Regions from separate parts of the Homo sapiens genome. Here region 2 is linked to region 1. A link is a loop called in an ENCODE intact Hi-C map of the cell type or tissue named here. Cell type or tissue: chondrocyte. All regions are shown on one strand.

Region 1 (5,000 bases):
TCAACTTTGGATTTATTAGGGTTCATGTCATTGGGTGAGATGGTTAGAGCTGTTTTCATCACTAAAAATAAAAGTTGGTTGGAATTAGTTTATAGTATTTGGTAAAGTATCAACTAGGGACTTACTATTAAGCAGAAAAGAATGACAAGAGGGAACTAGAAAGAGGGCAGTAACTTTAGGGGTAGATAAGGTGTGTGATTCTGTGTGTGTGTGTTTCTTTGGTTTGGTGTGTTTGTGTATGTTGTGTGTTTGTGTGGTGTTTGGGGTGTGTGTTTGTGTGTGTTGTGTGGTGTGTCTGTGTGTTTATAGTGTGATGAGTATGTGTGGTATGCTATGGTGTTGGTATGTGTAGTGTGTATCTGTGTGTATAGTGTCGTGTGTATCTATATGTTTGATGGGCTATGTGCGTGTTATTTATAAGGTGCTGGGTGTGTTGTATTTGTGTGGTGTGTATGTGTGTCTAATGTGATGTGTGTGTCGTGTGTATCTGAGTGTAGTGTGATGGATGTGTGATTTTTGTGTGTATCTGCATATATAATCTGTGTGTGTGTGGTGTGTGCGTCATGTCCTATGTGTGGCGTGTGTCTGTGTTTAATGTGCTGTGTAGGTGGCATGTGTCAGGAGGGGGTAGGTCCCTGTCTGAAGGGGGCATGTTTCAGTCAGGAGGGGGCAGGTTTCAGTCAGGAGGGGGCAGGTTTCCGTCAGGAGGGGGCAGATTCCTGTCAGGAGAAGGCAGGTTCCTGCCAGGAGGGGCAGATCCCAGTAAGGAGGGGCAGGTCCCTGTCAGGAGGGGACAGGTTTCTGTCAGGAGGGGCAGGTTGCTGTCAGGAGGGGCAGATGTGTGTGTGTGGTGTCTGTGTGTCTGTGTATAATGTGCAGTGTGTGGTGCATACCTCTGGTGTGTTTGTGCAATGTGATTTGTGTGTGTGGTGTATGTGTGTTTGTGTGTACAATGTGATGTGTGTGTATAATGTGATGTGTGTGGTGTGTGTGTGTAATGTGATTTGTGTGTGTATAATGTACTATATGTGTGGTGTGTGTGTGGTATGTATCTGTGTGTGGCGTGTGTGTGATGTGTTATGTGTGGCGTGGTGTGTCTCTATATAATGTTCTGTGTAGGTGGCGTATGTGTTTCTGTGTATATAATGTGATTGTGTGTGGTATGTGTTTCTGTGTATAATGTGACATGTGTGTATAATGTGCTGTGTGTGTGGTGCATGTGTGGTGTGGATCTGTGTGTGGCGTGCATGTAATGTGCTATGTATAGTGTGTGTGTCTGTGTATAATGTTCTATGTAGGTGGTGTGTGTGCGCCTGTGTGTATAATGTGATTGTGTGTGTGTGGTGTGTGGTGTGTGTGAGGAGGGAGTTTCCCTGTGTAATGATACAAGTCCACAGGTGAGAAGATGGGATCATGGAGGCAGCAGATCTTTAAAGAGGGGAGTGGGTTAGGATCCCGGAGTCCAGGGAGGCTGTGGCCTTTGATGAGAGGAATGGACGAGATCTGCTGGACACTGAGGTGTCTCCACAGACATCTTGTCTGCTGGGCTGGCCACACAGGGAGGCCTCAGTCCACACCTCCCACATGCTGTTGCATATAGCGTAAGATCTTCCATGCTTCACATTATAACTACTTCCTGTCTTCTTCTTAGGTATAACATGATTTCAAAAGCTAAAGTCTGTAATTTTCATGCTGTCTGAAACGGCTTCTAGTAGAATTTGTGATAAAATAATTTGAGTTTGGGTTTGAAAAATAGAAATAACATTTGGAGAAAAGTATGCCTTGTGGCTAATGATGTAGTGTCTAGACATCATTTTATGAGTAATTGTGCAGTATTTTTCCTGGTAATACGCGACTTTGTATTTTCCTAGTTCCTGACGTCAGTCGAAATGGAGATCCGTTTGTAGCTACCTCCATCGTGGAAGCGATTGCGACTGTTGACAGAGCTATAAACTCAACCCGAACACATTTGTTTGACAGGTATCGTGGGGCTGTAAACACGCTGACCCTCAAATCACTGAGCTTTAGGGTGAAGGTGGGAGTGATTAAAGAATGCATGCAGTTCTAATATATGAATTTTGATTTGATTATCTGATGATCAAAATGTTTAATTTAAAAATCATGAACAACATGGGCATCTGAGTTTTCTGGGGGTTGAAATAACAGAAGGATGTGTGCTTTTCAAATAGAATTTGGCTATGATCCACAACCAAAACATTCTTTGAAAATTTCAACTCATTCCTTTGGCTTATGACTAAATGATTTGGCAAAAACAAATAGTTTAAAAGTCATTAGTGTATTTGTTCACGTTGCTGATTCCAAAGCAGTTTTTCTGCATCTTATGTGAAATGCAATATCTGTGATTTTCTCTATTGACTTAATTAATTATTTGTTTTTAGTGTCTTCCGGTTTTTGTCTGTTTGTTTTGTTTTTGTTTTGTTGCCTCCCACTTCGGATGAGGAAGGTATAGTACATTATGTTGTAGAAAGTAGCCGTAGAAATATTAATAGCAATGATTATATTTTGGGGTACTATGAATTTTATCTTCAGTAATTTGTTTCATTCTTCCTTTCTTCCCCCTAAACTCTGGTTAGCCGTCCTCGTTCTCCAAATGATTTGCTGGCCTTGTTCCGGTATCCGAGGGATCCTTACACAGTTGAACAGGCACGGGCGGGAGAAATCTTTGAACGGACATTGCAGCTCATTCAGGAGCATGTACAGCATGGCTTGATGGTCGACCTCAACGGAACAAGTCAGTGCCAAAGCCTTTTCTTCCTCCTCCATGGCCTGAGTAACGGGGTTGAACACGCCTCAGTTAAGTCACATTCCTAGGGAAGAGTTCCAGCATTTTCTTTCCCACTGTGCTTATGAACTGTGAAATTATTTCCTTAAACTGTGATTCCTCTTGAGCCCTACAGCCCTGTCGCTCTCACTTTGGTTTAATAGGAATCTCTGGGGGACGTGAAGTCCCTTGGAGTGCTGATCAGGCTACAGCAGGTCCACCTGCCCTGAGTGGGTTATGCCATCCTGGCCAGGGTGGGTTATGCAAGCCCAGTCCCTCTGCAACAAATGAGCCATAAGGGAGGACTTGGCAGCGTGCTTGCTCCCTGAGTGACGTTGTGTCCTGGGAATGCGGTGCCACGCGTATTAGGAGGGTTGTTTTGGAAGAGTCCCGGGTCTGTGAAACCAGCTGATGAGATCACCTCGGGCTGGTGTGGAGATGCTGTTGGGGGAGGTATGTCCCCCACTCACTCTGCTCTGGCACTTTGCCGTTGCCCAGTAAATAACAGATGCCTTTACATGTCACGATTGTCCTTGCTGGTAGTAGTACTATTGATGAACCCATAGAAGACCCTGACTTTCTCATGTAAAAACATCATTTTCAGCAGCAGCTGGTTACTCATGGTTCTGTACACACACACACACACACACACACACACACACACACAGAGCACGGAGGAGAATGTAACAGTAGCTGTCCCTGTGGGATGAAAGAACTGCTTTATAATTTTTCAGTTTTCCAAATTGTTTTCATTGAGCATAACTTTTACGATTAGAGCAAAAAATGTTCTTCAATGGTTAAATGAAAGAGACGTGGAATTGAGACCTGTAGGGTGATATATGCCCGTCTTCGGAGTAGAGTGTTGCTCTGAGCCAGCCCCGTCCTGTTAGGTTTTGGAGCCCTGTTGGTGCTGAAGCCTGGGCACCAGCCAATGTGAAGCTGTATGTTCCGCAGCTCCTGCTTCCTGATCCTCTCCTGGCCTCTCGTGGCTGGGGGCGGGGGTGGGGGCAGGGCAGGAAATGTTGGAGTTGGAGACCTCTGGATGTTTCTGCTTTTCTCGATGGGTGAAACTCCAGCCTCACCTCCCAGGCACATTCTTGGGGAGAAGCATCAGAGCCCATTTTGTTATTTCAACAAGTATTTATTGGGCACTTTCTGCTTGTCAGGTGCAGGGGGAGACTAGGATGAGAGGTACCAGGCATGGGTCCCAGCCCCTTCCCAAGTCCCTGGTGCCAGTCTCCTGGTAGAAAGGCCATGTTCTCTTCTCCAGAGAATGAAGAGGGAGTTACTAAGTGTAATTTCTTGCTACTCCCTACCTTTCTTCATTTAGTTACAGGATCAGATCTTTAAACATTACTGTGGCAGCCCAGCAAGTGGGTTCTGCCGCCACCACAGAAATAAAGCCATCTGGAAATGTCTCCTCAAAGGCAGGCTGTTGGAAGCTGTTCCTTGTGAGGAATTGCATGTCCATTGTGTGTCATTACATGCCAATTATAGAAAGATTTAGACTCAGGGAAAGACAGAAAGGAAAGAGTAAAATCACCCCAACAATGTGAAATCATTTTATACATTTGCTGTTTACCCAAGCAGCAGTTAGGTGCACATGCAGGCACTCATTTCTTCACTTATTCGTTCCACCTGCCTGTCAGGGCACACCCTCTATGCCAGTCATTGTCCTGGGCCAGGGCCTACAGTCACAAACGGAAGAAATAAAAACCTCTGCCCTCAAAGATCAGACCTTCCAGAGAAATGCAGATGGAAAACCAGAGAGAGGCCCCTGCACATAAGAAGCCCCAGCGAGTGACCCAGAGAGAAACAGCAGGCGGGAGGTGGGTGGTGCCCTGGCTGGGATGGGGTGCTGTTCCCCATGGGCGAAGGTGACACGTGAGCAGGGACCCCACAAGGGCGAGGGGGCCTCCCTGGAGCATCTGAGGGGACCACACATGCAGAGTCTTGGAGGTGGGGCACGTTGGAGCATAGTGGAACAGCAGGTGGTCACTGTGGCTGGAAAGGGGGTGAGGAAGGGCTGATAAAGTTAAGGAGATTTGTGCTCCACCAGAAAGGGCCTGGGAGCGAATATAAGGATATGTCGTTGGCTGTGTATGAAATGGGAACCTTAGGGTTTCCTGCAGAGAAGCAACATGGTTTGATGCATTTTCAAGCATCGGGCTGGGTGACCACTCTGCATGGGGTGAGGACAGATGTGGGCAAACCAGTC
Region 2 (5,000 bases), 75 kb before region 1:
CAGGGCCATTCGGCTTTAGTTGGTGTCCTGAACAATGGCAGAACCTCAGTGCCTTAAAACAGTGTGAGTTCCTGCCCCACTCACACAAAACCCCGTGCAAATGTTCTTGGCTGGGCAGCTCTTCACTGGAGGCTCAGCTCTAAGCCTTGGGATAGCTGCGTGTTTTGTGCCTGAGCTCTGTGGGATGTGTCAGGCCGATCTGTCTCCATTTCGTCTGTGGCTGCCCACTTCTGGCAGAGGCAGAGGTGAGTAGTTGTCACAAGCCAAGCTGTTTAGTCTGGCTTGGTAAGAACATGTTTGCTCTGACATTGACCCAAGGATCCCAGCTGTGCCCCGCCTGAAGCTCCACCATCATCCATCCCTGGCCTCGAAGCTGTCACGGAAGGGGAGAGAGGAGGTTATGTGAAGGCTCTCTGCTCCCACCTGCTCGGAGCTGATGCGCTGTTTCTGCTCCCAGCGCACTGGAGAGACAGCACACGTCTCAACCCAGATGCAAGGGTGCTGGGATGCGGAGGTCAGCTGCCTGTCCAGGAAGCCCAGATGCAAGGGTGCTGGGATGCGGAGGTCAGCTGCATGTCCAGGAAGTGGAAGTGGACCGTGAGCTTCTCAGTTTTTGCCATAGCTGTCCCAAAGTTTAATAGCACACAATTATTGCTCGCTCTCTTAAAACTTCCTCTCACTAGTTCATGTGTGTGTGTGTGTGTGTGTGTGTGTGCGCGCGCGCTCTCAACAGTGTTCTGTTGGCAAGGATGGAGCAGCTCTGCCTGCTTATCACTTTTCAGAGAGGTCTGTGATGTTGATATTCCCTTTGCTTGCTTCTGTGTTCTGGGACTTACAGTGATTTTACCACCTCCCAACCCAGCTTCTAATGTGGGCTGTAGCAAGTACTACCACAGATAGTTTTAAAACTCTCTCCCTCCTCTTCTCACAGGAAGCATTTTGTTATCATTTGGGGATTAAAGGCAGTTTGTTTATGCATCATGGCCCAGTGTGATTATTGCGCTAAGGGTAGAATGGTTTCAGCGACTGGAACCATAGGTCACAGCCGGATTGCTTGTAATCTAGTTGCTTAACTGAAGACTTTTCTCTAAGGGATGGGACAGATTTGGGTTTGACCTCACATGTGCCCTGGGTAATTAGAGAAGTAATGGGTCACCAGTGGAGGCTTAGAAGGAAGCCAGCAGGAATCCCTAATTCTCAGCCTGGATCATTGGCTTCTGGGGACCAGGAGCTGGATGTTTAAGTGGTTTTACTCAGATGTAAACCATGCCTCCTCCCCTGCCTGTGGCTGGGCCGTCCGCCATACCCTGAGCCTGACTGCGGTGCTGCCCTTTAGCCAAGGAGCCCCGGCTCTTCCTGTTTACTTAGCGCAATTCTAAAGTTGTGTATGAATTTGTAAGAGCTTTGGAAAGTTGCCCCACTGCCTTCTCTCCCAGGACCCCTCAACTGCCCATCCCTGTTCACCTCTTGTAGGTGTGGAGTTTGGTTGGGCACACAGAGGGGTATAATCTGCCAGGCCTGTTTGCCACAAGGGCTCAGCAGCTTTTTCTCCACAAGCTGTAAGCTAAGAATTATGATGCCTGCTCTTTTACCCACTAATTGCATCATCCAGCTTTCTTTTACAACATATTTTTAAAATATTTTTATGCAAGTTACACATGTTCATGTTAGAAAAATTTAAAAATAAACAGGAACAAAGTGAAACAAATTACTCACATTGCTGTCATTCAGGAGAAACATTAGCTGGGCTTTGTTCTCAGATGCACACACACAGAAGCATTCAGGCGTGTGTAGTACGTAGCAGTATTTGTCTACCTGTTAATATTTATCTGTCATGTATCTATTTTCAAAAATTGGGTCATGATACATGTTCTGCTCTATAATGCACTTTGTATGGTTTTAAAATCTGGGAATATATTATGATTGTGTGTCTGTTCAATAATTAGAGGCCTCCATCATCATTGTTAATGACCACACAGTATTTGTTTGAAATGACCAAATCTGCCTAACAGAATTTTTATTATGGGTCATTTCTTTGTTTCTACTTTTCTGCTCCTGCAAACAATATTTCCAAAATGTGATTGCATGCATTTTTGTGTGTGTCTGTCTAGATTGTTTTTACGGCACATTTCTAGAGAAATCTTTTTTTAAAAAAAATTTCAGTAGATTTTTGGGGAACAGGTGGTGTTTGGTTACATGAATAAGTTCTTCAGTGGTGAATCCTGAGATTTGGGTGCACCCATCACCCGAGTGGTGTACACTGTATCCAACGTGTAGACTTTTATCCCTCACCCCCCTCCCCCACCCTGCTGTAGGAACATTCTGGGAGGTTTTGATCTGCACCAGGGATGGTGGTTGGCCTACGGTGGGCTTTCCCTGTTGTGTTTTCTTCCTGGCCCCTGTTCATATTATCCTGCGGATGGATGTTCTCTGTAGCTGAGCAGTGGTGACTGACTTACTACAGGACTAATATAGAATGCACCTTCGTTGGGGAGCCTGTAATGGGTCAGGAGGGAGGGCTGAAGGGAGGGTCAGGGGCTGAAGGCACCGTCTCTGACCCCGGGATGGTGGAAATACAGCCTGTGTAAGTGCTCATGTTTCTTTGCTGAGTGACTGCATTTTGATTCTTACAATTTGTTTTTTCTGCAAATGGTTTGATTTTCGGTATGCCCTGAGAGCCAAACCATCTAGCGTTTGTGCCTGTCATGTATGTTTATTTGCCAGCTCTGTCTTTATCCCAGGTTCTGACAGTTCGCACCGTGTGGCTTGTCTGTGTCTTGTTTGATCTCTGCCTCACAGTCAGCTGTTCTTACCAGACCCATAGTCACACCGGGCCCCGCACTGGGAGGAGCTCACAGAGCAGCCAGCCCAGCGCCCTGCCTGCTGTTCCCCGGGGCGGAGCCTGGTTAGCCATGGTGGTCCTGTTCTGCAGAGCCCCAGAATGCTGAATAAAAGAGGGCTCGGCCTGTCTCGCTTCTAGAGGACTCGCAGGGCTATATCTGTGGCCACAAAAGTTTTTTCAAATCCTCCTGTTTCGCGTGCATTCCTGTTGAAGGACACTTTGTTTCTGTACATTGTTGATTCACTGACATTGTTAACGAGCTGTGGCCGGGAACACTGTCCCCCATTCCTGAGTGGAGCTTCTCCACCACACCTGTTCCTCGTGAGGGCAGCACAGCCAGAACGGCAACACTGTGCTTTGGGGCCGTTTTAAATAGCAAAATCACCAACAAAAGCACAAAAAGTGTGAAATGCGTGGCCCTAAATAGACCTTGAAAAAGACCCTGTTTACGGCAGGAGAGTGGAAACAAGAGGGCCGTTGTCAGCTTTACCAGCTCAGCTGTGGACCTGGGTATCAGGTGACTCCGATTTTTCCCCATTCTGCGCCTGTCCGCAGATAATGGCGGAGGTGCTCCAAGTACTGATTTTCGAGGTGAAGTCACAAATTTGGAATCTGCAAATAATGCGGAGGGACTGTATTCTCCGGCTGGTAGCTCCTAGAGAGAGGCTCTGTGCTGAGGGCCCAGGGACCCTGCCAGCAGGTGCCCTTGCCGTGTGACCGCCTCAAGCGAAACCGGCCTCGGAATCTGTGCTGCAGGGTTTACATTAGTTGTTGAGAACAGGACAGTTGGCTGGGTGCAGTGGCTCACGCTTGTAATCCCAGCACTTTGGGAGGCTGAGGCGGATGGATCTCTTGAGCTCGGGATTTAGAGACCAGCCTGGGCAAAATGGCGAGACCCGTCTCTACAAAAAATACAAAAATTAGCTGCACATGGTGGTATACGCCTGTAGTCCTGGCTACTCACTTGGAGGCTGAGGCAGGAGGATTGCTTGAGCCTCGGAGGTTAAGGCTGCAGTGAGCTGTGATTGCATCACTGCACTCAAGCCTGGGCAATAGAGCCAGACCCTGTCTCAAAGAAGAGAGAACAAAAGAAGGAACAGGACAGTCTTGTGCAGAATAGCACAAGACAGTGAACAGTTTAGCAGTCCTTAACCAATCTTCTTTAGGGGAGAAAATATCTTGCCTTTCAGACTAGATCAACTCTAAAGTTGTTATATTTAATTATACTATTAGGAAGTCAGAAAGAACACGCCACGTGGAGGCCCTGCTGGCAGGTGCTGGGGATGGAGATGAACTCAGCTGGCTCTCGGCGATTGACTCACAGGGGGTCTGGTGGGCAGGGGGTTGGACTCCACTGACCTGTGGTGTGACACGGTGGAGACTGTTCTTGAGAGGGATGGGAAGGCTGCCTAACTGAGGGCTGAGGAAAAATGCACCTGCGTGGTGGAGCTGGCAGCAGGTGCAGGGCATGTGCCAGCCTTGAGCTGGGGTCCTGGTCTGTGCTTTCCGGATGTGCTCCCTTGAGGACGTGACCGCACCCCTTGAAGCCTCGGCTTCCCCATCTGTAGGGGTCCTGAGGAGTGAGGAAGGCTGTGCGTGCAAACCTCCTAGCGCACAGCCAAGCACAGTAGCTGCTCTTGCAATGGATGCTACTTATTACGTTACGGCTTGCATGGAATCCTGCACATTTAAGTGCGATAAACTGAAATATGAGGCCAAAGAACTTTGTCTGAAGGAGGGGCAGCCGCTGGTCCAAGGCTCAGGAGGAGGGAGCAGGAGGGACTTGGGATGGCTGTGACGGGGCGGTGGCGGTTCTCCGGGTGGAGGGTGGGCTGTGTGTGCTCGCAGGGCTTGGTCAGCGTCAGCGGTTACTTGATATGCTGACTTTAGTTGAAGCAGATACTTGGATGCAAACAGGAAATTACAAGGAAGCAGAGTGTTCACTGCATTTGAGAATGGCAATTTTGTCTAACCGACCAGACCTATGTGTTTAAGAAACATCTGATTTTCCCTTTTGAGACAACACTTTCTGCCTTCCGGGGGTCCAGGACATGATCCGTGAGTGTGCCCTTCCCTTCCCAAAGCCCTGTCTTTATTTTTTAAAAAGCAATTCTCGATTTCTAAAGTGTCATACTCACATAGATCTATGTTAAGTCTT

What was found. Hi-C counts contacts between places; a loop is a spot of excess contacts. Peaks named below come from ENCODE experiments on the same cell type or tissue, not always from the same donor. Only the 100,000 strongest peaks of a DNase experiment are listed, where the experiment ranks them.
Region 2: a loop joins it to region 1, with 3 times the contacts of the local background. A loop is called at or near these places in 33 of 110 quality-filtered maps.

Annotation. Positions count from the first base shown.
Region 1 is chr2:1,651,380-1,656,379 of GRCh38, reverse strand. PXDN (peroxidasin) reads left to right here. Exons shown (of 23, transcript NM_012293.3): 15 at 1,872-1,980; 16 at 2,595-2,752. Among named protein-coding and RNA genes, the nearest start is that of LALTOP, 28 kb to the right of the region's middle. In chondrocyte, no CTCF peak of the experiment used is centred here; a DNase peak (open chromatin) is centred at 3,119.
Region 2 is chr2:1,726,868-1,731,867 of GRCh38, reverse strand. All of the region lies in intron 1 of PXDN (peroxidasin), which reads left to right. Among named protein-coding and RNA genes, the nearest start is that of PXDN, 15 kb to the left of the region's middle. RefSeq lists enhancers at 862-1,467, 2,395-3,077, 3,078-3,760. In chondrocyte, no CTCF peak of the experiment used is centred here; DNase peaks (open chromatin) are centred at 297, 2,857, 3,577 and 4,351.